Regions from separate parts of the Homo sapiens genome. Here regions 2, 3 and 4 are each linked to region 1. Evidence: chromatin contacts called from ENCODE Hi-C or POLR2A ChIA-PET data. All regions are on one chromosome and are shown on one strand. The core of a region is the stretch at or near the end of the contact, and the rest is flanking DNA. Distances in the headings are between cores, read along the strand shown.

Region 1 (2,700 bases), core at 63-2,562:
CCACCTGGCTGTTGAAATGTATTGGAGAGGGGCAAGATTGGATTCAGGGAGAGAAGGCAATTGCAGTGGTATGGGGAAAAGACAGTGGTCACTTGGACAAGGGAGGTGGCAGTAAAGAAAAAAGTGGCCACTTCAGAGAGAGGTTTGTAGATGAACATCAGGACTTGATGGAGAAGCTGTCAAGAAGACTTCTTTCAGCTCATTCACTGCAAATAATTAACTTGTATAATTGATCATTTTAATAGCATGCATGCATGTGGGTTTGTGTGACTGTGCATATGCATAATAAAGACATCAAATTCAGGTTTAATAGTTAGAAAATGTGAAAAATTACATTGATATAAACATATTTGCATAAGTTTCTTTTATGTCATACATGTAAAATTCCATCAAAACAATGATCATTACAATGAAATTGTATTAACTATTAAACCTGAATTTGATGTCTTTATTATGCATATGCACATGCACAGTCACACCTACACACACAATTGATTTAAAAAGAAGGCCAGGCGTGGTGGCTCATGGCTGTAATCCCAGCACTTTGGGAGGCCAAGGCAGGCAGATCACTTGAGGTCAGTAGTTTGAGACCAGCCTGGCCAACATGGCGAAACCCCATCTCTACTAAAAATACAAAAATTAGCCAGGTGTGGTGGTGGGCGCCTGTAATCTCAGCTACTTGGGAGGCTGAGGCAGGAGAACCACTTGAACCCAGGAGGCGGAGGTTGCAGAGAGCTGAGATGGTGCCACTGCACTCCAGCCTAGGCAACAGAGCAAGACTCTATCTCAAAAATAAAATAAAAATAAAAAGATGCTCATACAATGAAAGGATTTTATTCTTGTTATTTGGCTCATTTCCCACCATTGTCATCCACTGTCTGTTGATAATGAGTAAAACAGACGATGAACAAACTGTTGCTGATACAGATTTTCTTACCCTGTCTCTCTAACCACTTGAGATAGTTGGCCATTAAAACACGTATATGCATATGCAGTCACACATTCACACACAACCACCCACAACAAATTTTGATAGCTGGTAAAAGTTCTGTGCTTGAATCTACAAATATATCTGAGTGGTGGTAATTTCACTATAGTGCGACCCTGTTGCTAAGATATATCCCTCATCTAAGTACAAAGTACTAAGCCACATGTATCTCTGAAAAATTTATGCAAAATCATATTTACCAGCAGAGAAGTTGGGGGTTTGGCAGGACGTGTTCTAACCTGCTGAAATTTATCACCCGAAAAGTCAGAGCAGCTGGGGACGGGTTGTTGGCAAAGTGTCTGGTGATGCCAGCAGGAAATGACAACACCATTTCTCCGGTAATCTTAACGATACATCTGGCATATCAAAACACAGAGAGGAAAGAGAGAGAAAATCCATGTCAATACACTGAATCAAAACTGCTGTGAAAAACAATTTATGAGGCAATGTTAAATAGCAGAAGAGATAAAAGGCAGGCTCTTACAATTCCATTAAAAAATACTTTAACTTCTATTTTAGGTTCAGGGGTACATGTGCAGGTTTGTTATATAGGTAAACATGTGACTTGGGGGTTTGGTGTACAGATTATTTTGTCACCTGGGTACTAAGCATAGTATTTGACAGTTTTTTTTTTCTGAACTTTTCTCTTCTCCCATCCTCCTCCCTCAAGCAGGCCCTAGTTTCTTTTGTTCCTCTCTTTCTGTCAACATGTTCTCATTATTCAGCTCCCACTTATAAGTGAGAACATGTGGTGTTTGTTTTTCTGTTCCTGTGTTGGTTTGGGAAGGATAATGGCCTCCAGTTCCATCCATGTTCCTGCAAAGGACATGATCTCATTCTTTTTTTATGGCTGCATAGTATTCCATGGTGTATATGTAACACATTTTCTTTATCTAGTCTATCATTGATGGCCGTTTAGGTTGACTCTGTGTCTTAGCTATTGTGAAGAGTACTGCAATGAACATACCAATGCATGTGTCTTGATGATAGAATGATTTATATTTCTTTGGGAATATAACCGGTAATGGGATCTCTGGGTCAAAGGGTAGTTCTGTTTTTAGTTCTTTGAGGAATCACCACACTATTTTCTACAATGGTTGAATTAATTTACACTCTCACCAGCAGTGTATCATTTCTAACTTATCTGAGAACTCAATGGTCAGCACTTATTTTAAAAAGTGACTATTTTGTTTTATGTGTTTTGAAATGTAAGAAGAAAAGTACAGCTTTTCTCTTTCTGTAGAAGTCTATAGCTTCACCTCATGAATAGAATCCTCTACTCTGGTGGTTCTCCCTCACTTTGATTTCTGAATCTTTGGCAGCATATTTGAAGATAGTATATTGTACAATGTTATCACATTATTTCCTGGACTTGTCTTACTTAGCTCTTCGAGTAACATGAGTAATGCCTTTAGCATGTTGTTTTATGTACTCATGAGGTAAAGTTTTTGCCTTGCACTTAACTAGTTCTTCATTCCATTAATTTGTCTATTTGGTCAAAATTGTAAACTCAGTCATATAAGTTAACACAATGGGATGATAGCGTGGAAGGAAAAACAATTCTTTTTTTTTAAAAAAGGCTTTATGAAGATATAATTGATATATAATAAACTGAACTTATATACAGTGTAAAACTCCATGAGATTATATGATGTAAAATCATCATACAATTAAGAAAATGAACATTTCCATCATCCCTGAAAGTTTTCTTA
Region 2 (2,700 bases), core at 193-2,692, 360 kb after region 1:
CTGACTCCAAACTCAAGTAACTGAAAGGCCAGGTGGCCCTTGTCCTGTGCAGGTCTTGGCCCCCATGGTGGGCTGGCCCTACCACATAGCTGGCATGCTCATCAAGGATAGAATGTTCATCTCCACAGGGAGAGGGGGATTATGTATCCACGGGGGACTTGTCTTCTGTTGCAATGTCTATGTCAGTCTCTCCCAGGGAATCTCTGTTTTCTGGATCAATCACACAAAGCGTCTTTGTGCTGCTGAAATAGCTGTGTCCCTCTCCCTCCTTCTCAGGTCCTTCAGAATCTTCCTCATCGAGAGTCAGTTCAAACTGAAACTTCTCCATCAGACCCTGGCAGTCCCTGTTCTGCTCGTCCAGTGGTGGTGAGGGACTTTGAGGTATCATGCTCTGATACCAGTTCCTGTTATCTTCTAAGGTATCGAGAATGTCCTGAGCATCAGGCTGTACCAAATCTGCCCATGTCTCCCACAATGGATGGACAATGTAGTCGATGAAACCAACCTGGAGAAAAATAAGATGACACATCTGTTATTGTGATGGTGCTTGAAAAGTAAACAAGGTTTCCTGGTTTCCATGCAAAGAAAGAACATTAATAACTTCAGAAAGATCAATCATAATGGATTCCATGATTTGGGCACTCACAATACAGTGGGTCTTACACTGAATGCAATCGATGTATTCTCTCTTAATCCTGGAAGGTAAGTATTGCTGTTTACTATTTACAAAGGCAGAAACTACGACTTATTGAGATTAAATATCTTGTCAGAGGTCACATAACTAGTGACTGGTGGAGCTGGGACTCAGTCCCAGCTTCATCTGATTCCAAAGCCCGTGTTCATCTTGCTACAACAGACTGCATTTCCTTTTATGTGCGCCAGATAAGAAGTCTGGATGGAATCCTCATGATTTCCAGGGACCCAAAGACAAAGAATGACTTTGCCACTACTTGGATTCTGTGAGTCATTTTCTGAAGAAGGCAGGCCCAGGTCTAACGTGTTTTGACTCAATATTTTTTCCTTGTTAACTTTAAAATATGTTGCTATTCCAAAGTGATGAGGAGCTGGCTCCTGACTACTCTGGAATTTCTCAAGTTCTGTGGAATGCTTTTGGCTGGTAGAGGAGTTTGATGAAACACGTGAAAATACTTTGAGCCCTGAAAGAAACACATATCCCCTCGGTGGACATCCATGCAATTGTTTTGGATCTACAGAGCACGCAGTCATTTCCAACAGGTGAAAGAAGGGAAAATAAAAAACAATTAAGCAGTTCCTTTTGCTGATGTTCCTGTGATTAAATACCAGGCTTATGGCTCTGTTATGGTTTACTCAGGGGCTATGCATCCTGCATGAGCTAGCAGTGTGGCCTTACGCTGGCCTCCTCATTGTTGGACAAACAGGAAACACTGGGGGTGGGGACAAGTAGAGAGAAAGAACAGGCACTAGTTGAATGAGGGAAGGGAATTCCCCTGCCATGGTCTGGGGAGCTACAGAGATGCTGCATTGGGATTTAGGGGTAGATGGTCAAAGGGCACCCACCCATGGGACATTATATAGGTCTCTTTCCACACTACTGGAAACTTTCCTTTATTAACATGTTGGTAATTGGCCAGTCATTTAATACATCCAAGTTGTACTGTACACAAGAACTTTGGTCATATGTGATTCTTTCATAAATAAAATTATATATATATATATATATATATATATATATATATATATAGTATGATGTGTGTGTATATATATATATATATATGTATGATGTGTGTATATATATATGTATGATATATATATATTTTCTTATTCTTCTTCTTTCTGGTGCTTTCCTAGCCTTAAAAAGGAAGTTTCACAGCAAAGTCAGGGAATCTCTGATCTATACTGGTTACAAAAACTCAACCGTACATGATTCAGATATTTCTCTCACTTCCACCCACTCCTTTTCCCTCCCTTTTACTTCTTTATGTGTGCTTAATGAATGTTAGAGACTATTTTCAAGGTGTTTTCCAGGGACCCAAAATAACAAGCTCAAGGTAATGGAGAAAATTGAATAAGCTGAACACAGTGCAGTCATTTCCTTTCTTCGCTTGTTTTGCTTCTGCTAAGAAATGCTGAGAATGTTTTTGAAAGGTAGCTGCTAGTTATTTATTCCCTAGATCACAGGACGAGAGAGCTGTATGAATCCTGAGAGCACCCAGTAAAGAGCTTTACTGCTGGGCCAATCAGACAGTGTTCAGCAGAGCCCATTGGTGGGAAATACCAGAGTGGATAACGATGTCATGGCAACAGGAAGACCTGTCCCTAAGATGGAGAGTGAAGAGCTTTGGATGAGAGAGCTGCTGTAGTGGACCAAGAGGACAGCTTTGCACCTGACATGCTGGGGAAATATCTACTTTATCTATCTTGCAAGGCTGTTTGGGGATCCAAGTAAGATAATGTATGGAAAATGTGTGAAATGCTCCACAGAACATCATATAAACATAAAACATCACTGCTATTAATAAAAGGGTGTTATTCCTCCTTACTGATTCATATCTTGTTCCACTTAAGCCTTTGGGCTATTCGAATTAACCCTCATTAACAATGTTAACTTGCATTTTTACAGTATATTAGACTTCAGAGCACTTTCACAGATTTCTTTCTTTTTTTTTTTTTTTTTTTTTTTTTTTTGAGATAGAGTCTTGCTCTGTTGCCCAGGCTGGA
Region 3 (2,700 bases), core at 57-2,556, 480 kb after region 1:
GATTAACAGAGATAACATAAGAACATGAGCTCGGCTCCATGGGAAGTGCTCATTAAATGTTATTTCCTTTCACTCTGTTATGTTTGTATGTGTGTGTTCCTCTTATCTTTCTTATTTAGCTGTAACCTCCCTGACAGCATGCACATTTTTTGAGAATGAGATATGCTTTTAACTCATCTGTGATTTTTACACTGTTTTGTTTGTCTTTTATCACCAGAGATTGACACAATGTGTGGCACAAAGGAGAGAATCAGTAAATTTTGCCAAATGACTGAAAAATGAATTTGGGCCCACACAATGATTGAGATATTTTAGGGCAGGGGTGCGTCTATTAAAATGTGCTGGCAGAAATGCCTCAAGGAATATTTTTTTGCTGGTAGCTTCAAAATTCCCCCTTTCACCAGAGGGTGAAATTTTTGACTTCCCTTCCAATAGCAGAAGAGAACAGAGTGGAATTTTCCAAACTGGAGACCTTAGGGAGCTACTGATACTTTTATGACATATAATATAAAAACAATTGTATCTGTGCCCAGAAACCTTTTAAGGCATGAATTCCAGAATCCAATTTTATTTGGTTTTGGAAATTTAATAAATGGGTGACACAACCTAGATCTTGTTCTTTAAATAAAATTTAGAGATTTACAATTAATAGCGGCAAAACAAAAATATCAGCAGTGCTTTACAGGGCGGTGGAGTGTGTTGTGTCTCACCAAGGAGCCAGGCAACAAGTGGGCATTGTGTTAAAGTTTCAGAGAAGGGACACAGGCATGTGTCTGAATGACATCTTATTAAAGTCACCAAGCAAAGGCTACTGAGACAGCATGCATATAACCAATCACCATTTTTCCTCTTTGCTGGAGCCTCATGAAAACTGCACACACAGCTGAAATTTCAAGTGTGATGTATAAAAAGTGTTAAGGTTCTCATGCCATAAATGACTCAACAGTTCAGGAAATGAAGCAAAATAATTTTTTTAAGGTATCAGTAAAAGATGTAAAGTAAACACTGTGTCTAGGTTTTCCAAAACCCTTGGAGACCCCAGCTACATATTCCGCATGCTATAGAGCATTAATGTCCTTAAAATGGTCATCACGTCACCCCTGCTCATATTCATTTTCTTCCTTCATCCTTACCATAGATTAATGGGGAATTGTTGTTGCTGCCACTGTGACCTGGGTAGAGATGAGGTAAATGTGAAACTGGAAGCCAGACAGAGCTTGTACTTACTGCTCGCTTGGAAGAGAAGAGTTTCTCGACATCGCCTTTGGTGACAAGTCATAGTCGCTGTCTGATCTGTAGAGAAATGACTCTCTGCGCTGGCTGTGCCCAGGAAAGGTGGCGTGAAGTACCAGCCCAGCGGAAGAGCTGGCCTGGGGATCCAGTGGACTCCGACCTGGGGAAGGGCCATTTTCCACATCAAAGCTTAAAGAGAAAGTGGGAAACTCTGGTCACATGATAACCATGGAGGAGGACACATAGTATACACTGAGAACCAACGTGTGGCAGGTACTATACACTAAGCATTTTACATAAAACTGTATGTACTATGGAAAGTTTTCATCCTCAACACAGCTTAGAGTTGCAGTCATTATTATTTTCATGTTATGTATAGGAAACTGAGTCGCACTGAAGTTCAGTTATTTACCCATGCCCACCATTAGCAAATAATGGAGCCAGAATTTGAACCCAGGAGCAAACTCCATGGCCTTTCAGTGACATGAGTAACTTGGACAAATTCGGCGTTGGTGCCAGGCATACAACAACTTGGTGATAATAAGCAACTTTAGAGGGGGCATTCAGCACAGCTCTAGGTGTCAGACCCTGAACTATCACATGAGTAAAGTCTTCCTGTCTGGAAGACTTCTTCCTGTCATGAATAAATATCACAGTCTCATTAAATATACAATACACGTATTTCTAAATGTTTCAGGAACAAAGTGTTATCCTGACAACCTCCACTGGGTTATTAGATGGGAGGCCCAGCCTGAGATTTAATATTCATCTGCAAATTTAACCACAGAAAATGACTTAATTAATCTGCTAACACCAAATTACTCTCCAAGGCTGCAGAGCTTTGTCTCTGGGGGAGGATGCATTCACTGGCTCCCACAGAGGAGTGTCATGAGGTTTCCTATCGGTCTTCGTCACTCTAGAAAGGTGCCCTCAAGCCCAGAATTATTTGAACATGCTCTGATCAATGAACACACAGACGGGAGCAGTAGAGATTTTGTCTCTTGTTTTCTGTATCCACGCTCCTGGTATTTCCCTGGGCACTGTGCCCTTTTCACATTCTCCTTTATCATTACATATGCATTTTTTCCTGCACACACAATCTCTCTTAGCCTCAAATTGACAGTAATCCTCTTCCCTAGTATTTCTCCAGAACTCTCACTGCTCCCCAGCTAAAGCTTTGCAGAGAGATGGTGAACAAAAGATATGGGGCTGAGGATGCTCCTTTTTTCAAATTAGACCACAACAGTGAATTTCCTGTATACCAATTCAGCGGCCATGATTTATGTCTACATTCTTGGTTCTTTCCTTTCACTAGTTCTTACAACCAGCTCACTTTGGGTGGATTTTGCTTATATTTCTTCACTTTACAAAGTGCTTCCCAATACATTATTCCATTTACTCCTAACAACCCTGTGAAGTATATAAAATGATCCTACTCTACATTTGAGGTAAATGAGGCTTAGCAAG
Region 4 (2,700 bases), core at 35-2,534, 390 kb after region 1:
CTGGGTCTTTTCCAATTATTTTGTTTTATAGAAGAGAATATGGAAAGATTCCAAATAGTTTTATTGTCTATATTACTATACCTAAGTAAAGGCAGGGCTAGAACTCAAACTCATGGCTTATTCCTAGGCTCTTTTCACTTTATTTTGCTCCCTCCATAATTTAGTCTATATAAATCTGAGCAGTAAAGAGAGAAAAGTTGAACCAAAAAAATGTGTGAGTGCCCACCTGGCTACCAGAACTGATTTTAATTCTATTCTGCCCTCTAATCCAGGGTCACCTCTAACATGTGTGGGGCCACACACTGTAAGTCTAAATATACAAAGATATACATTGAGCTATCTCCTTTACCTTGACAGATATCCCTCCATAACAGCCTGGAAGGTCAGGTTGAATTTAGAATTCTTGAACTCCTTGGATATGGGTTGGCCCTCCTCTTTCCCCATGTCCTTCCATCTCCAGGGACCTGTGAGCAGCCGTCGTGAGCCCTGGACCGCAGCCTGCTTACCCAAGTTCCTCCTACACAAGTCTCTTCACACCTCTCATTGCTGCCTCTTGGTTAAACTCCTTAGGCCTAAGGGTGTGTATGCCTGCAGCACATCCCAGGAAGAGGCTTGTGTGGCCGGGAAGTGGGTTCAAAGCCATTTGGACAGAGAATGTGGGGGTCCAGCAGATGCAAAATGTAGTTTAGAGAGGGGAGCAAAGCTGCTCCCTTGGCCCGGCCAACTCCTTACTTCCTTGGGTGGAGGGCAGCAGAAGGAAGGCCAGGCTAAGGCCCTCTGATTACAGCACAGGGCCCAGCAAATGGATGCATCTTATGCTAAGGGCGGCACTGCTGTAATCATATCATTACATTTTAGGCAAAAGTGGCATGAATATTCCTTTCAAGGACTGAGCGCCTGTCTACCCTCTCTCTTACAGAGTTCTAAGATGAATCCATTGGCCAGTAAGATCTATTTCCTGTCAGTTCTGCAGGAGCTGGCATTTTCCATAGTTATTGATTATTTAGTTAAATACAAAATGGTTCACCCCTCATTAGGGCAATCAGCCTGTCATGATCACCATCCAGTGTCATGCAGCCTAATTCCCAGCTGGCTCGGGGCCTGGTAGAATAGTGTGACTTTATCCTGCAAACCCAAGAGCACTGGCAATTAGTTGCCTTTGTGCTCCATGTTTAGTACTGTAGTATGGCTGCACCTGAAGAACTGGAAAAATAAGCCTGCATAGCCAGGAGGACTCACTTCCTCATGATGGTTATCTGTAGCCGACTTCACAATGCCTTAAGAGAAGAAGGACCATCTATCTTCCATTTCTATCTTAGCAAACATTTACTCAAGTGCTAAGTCCTAATGCTTCATTCTAAAAAAAAAGTACTAATACACAGGGCCACTCTTCAACAACAGAATATCCATTTTCACCCAGCAGCACCCAACCTTTGTTCTGCATATAAAACAGCCCCAGAGCCAAACCAATGGAGAATGAAAAGGACAGTGGAGGGCGTTTGTGGGGGAAGTGAAGACAGTGACTAGTTGCTTGAATATAGCTTTTCTGAATACCACAGTATGTTCATCTTTTGAAAAACATTTAGCATTCTGGGTAAGAATGACCCTTTTGACGTTTTTCACCTGAAAATTCTAGGTGAAAGACTAGGTTTCTCAGTACAATGAGGGAAGGAACACCTCCCCATTCCCCGCCAGTCACAATTACGCCTCCCTGGGATTGTTCTGGGTTGGTCCTTCCTCAGCCACTGTTGTTGCAACCCTGTACTTTACTGACTGCGTCTGTCAGGAAGGAGACAGGAAATTGTAGTCACCCTCACAGCAGCTGCGCCATTCCTCCTATCCTCCTCTAATGACGTTGGTTGGCTTTGGTGACACGAGGTCAGGAACTGAGCCACAGTGAAGGTCAGGAAGATAGGTCACTGTTTATGCCGTTGTTGGGCTGGGGACCCTGCTGAGGCTATTTGCTTTCTTCCTTTCTATACTGTTTCTCTTTCCGTTCCTCTTTTTATAATGGAGAGCCAAAGCATCCTGTTTTCAAAACATCTGACTGTTTTGCCACTGAGGAACTCATGCTCTGATGCATTTTGCTGAAGTGTAAGACAATTCTTCTAATTCAGGAGGTGATGAAAATTGAAACACAAAATTAATGAACAATTCTAAGAAGGCAATCTGTTGTTAAGCAAAACGGCTAGCTCTAACATGTCTAATCGAATTTGGGCAGCTGGCAGGAGGTTCACTAGCCATCCTTTTCATCTTAAATAACAATACCATTGCCTTGTAAAACTTCTGCTGAACTTATTCCATCTTCTAGTAATTCTTGGAGGAAAATAATTTACAAGACTAACCTACCTGGCAGCACCATTCTCTAAAATTCTGGAATTCCATCTGGACTGTGGCCAGCATTAAGGGATCAGAGAAATTTGGGCCAAACAGAGGACGATGTTTCTTAGCTAACTCTCTAGGCTATGAAGTACATTTGAGAAAGTCTTTTAGGAGATTTGAATCACTCAGTTTTCTTCAAAATTTAAAGGATTAAGGAAAACAAACAAACTAAAAAAGCACAACCCTACCTAGATGAAGTAAAGATGAAAGATGCTTGCTTTTCCTCCACCAAACACAGTTAACTCTCTACCAGTTGCATGTAGACTGCACTTATGTAATTCCCAAATACCCCTCAGCATAACACAATTTCACCTATCG

Evidence for each region. Hi-C counts contacts between places; a loop is a spot of excess contacts on that map. ChIA-PET counts read pairs that join two places held with the same protein, here RNA polymerase II (POLR2A). Pooled maps may share reads with other maps.
Region 2: a loop to region 1 is called in a map of endothelial cell of umbilical vein, with 11 times the contacts of the local background. The contact joins two enhancer-like sites. A Hi-C loop is called at or near these places in 1 of 168 maps with a recorded cell type or tissue (endothelial cell of umbilical vein), 4 of 37 single-sample maps with no recorded cell type and 6 of 50 pooled maps.
Region 3: a map of tibial artery shows a loop between it and region 1 (8-fold over the local background). The contact joins two enhancer-like sites. A Hi-C loop is called at or near these places in 64 of 168 maps with a recorded cell type or tissue (A673, B cell, CD4-positive, alpha-beta T cell and 42 more), 35 of 37 single-sample maps with no recorded cell type and 48 of 50 pooled maps. POLR2A ChIA-PET finds 5 or more read pairs at or near these places in 1 of 52 experiments (activated naive CD4-positive, alpha-beta T cell).
Region 4: a map of endothelial cell of umbilical vein shows a loop between it and region 1 (12-fold over the local background). The contact joins two enhancer-like sites. A Hi-C loop is called at or near these places in 1 of 168 maps with a recorded cell type or tissue (endothelial cell of umbilical vein), 1 of 37 single-sample maps with no recorded cell type and 5 of 50 pooled maps. POLR2A ChIA-PET finds 5 or more read pairs at or near these places in 3 of 52 experiments (H1, OCI-LY7 and activated naive CD4-positive, alpha-beta T cell).

The regions. Positions count from the first base shown.
Region 1 is chr1:66,727,908-66,730,607 of GRCh38, reverse strand. It overlaps SGIP1 (SH3GL interacting endocytic adaptor 1), which reads right to left. Exons shown (of 25, transcript NM_032291.4): 20 at 1,189-1,344. Among named protein-coding and RNA genes, the nearest start is that of DYNLT5, 23 kb to the left of the region's middle. Within about 2 kb of position 1,312, at least 2 of the 41 ENCODE cell types and tissues checked have a DNase peak (open chromatin) inside an H3K27ac peak, as active enhancers do; they include A673 and endothelial cell of umbilical vein, where a contact is called at or near this core.
Region 2 is chr1:66,370,118-66,372,817 of GRCh38, reverse strand. It overlaps PDE4B (phosphodiesterase 4B), which reads right to left. Exons shown (of 17, transcript NM_002600.4): 17 at 1-505. The coding sequence ends at 140. Among named protein-coding and RNA genes, the nearest start is that of SGIP1, 160 kb to the left of the region's middle. Within about 2 kb of position 1,442, at least 14 of the 41 ENCODE cell types and tissues checked have a DNase peak (open chromatin) inside an H3K27ac peak, as active enhancers do; they include endothelial cell of umbilical vein, where a contact is called at or near this core.
Region 3 is chr1:66,246,182-66,248,881 of GRCh38, reverse strand. PDE4B (phosphodiesterase 4B) reads right to left here. Exons shown (of 17, transcript NM_002600.4): 4 at 1,228-1,422. Among named protein-coding and RNA genes, the nearest start is that of PDE4B-AS1, 200 kb to the right of the region's middle. Within about 2 kb of position 1,306, at least 4 of the 41 ENCODE cell types and tissues checked have a DNase peak (open chromatin) inside an H3K27ac peak, as active enhancers do; they include A673, where a contact is called at or near this core.
Region 4 is chr1:66,335,320-66,338,019 of GRCh38, reverse strand. All of the region lies in intron 8 of PDE4B (phosphodiesterase 4B), which reads right to left. Among named protein-coding and RNA genes, the nearest start is that of SGIP1, 200 kb to the left of the region's middle. RefSeq lists enhancers at 925-974, 1,035-1,084. Within about 2 kb of position 1,284, at least 32 of the 41 ENCODE cell types and tissues checked have a DNase peak (open chromatin) inside an H3K27ac peak, as active enhancers do; they include endothelial cell of umbilical vein, where a contact is called at or near this core.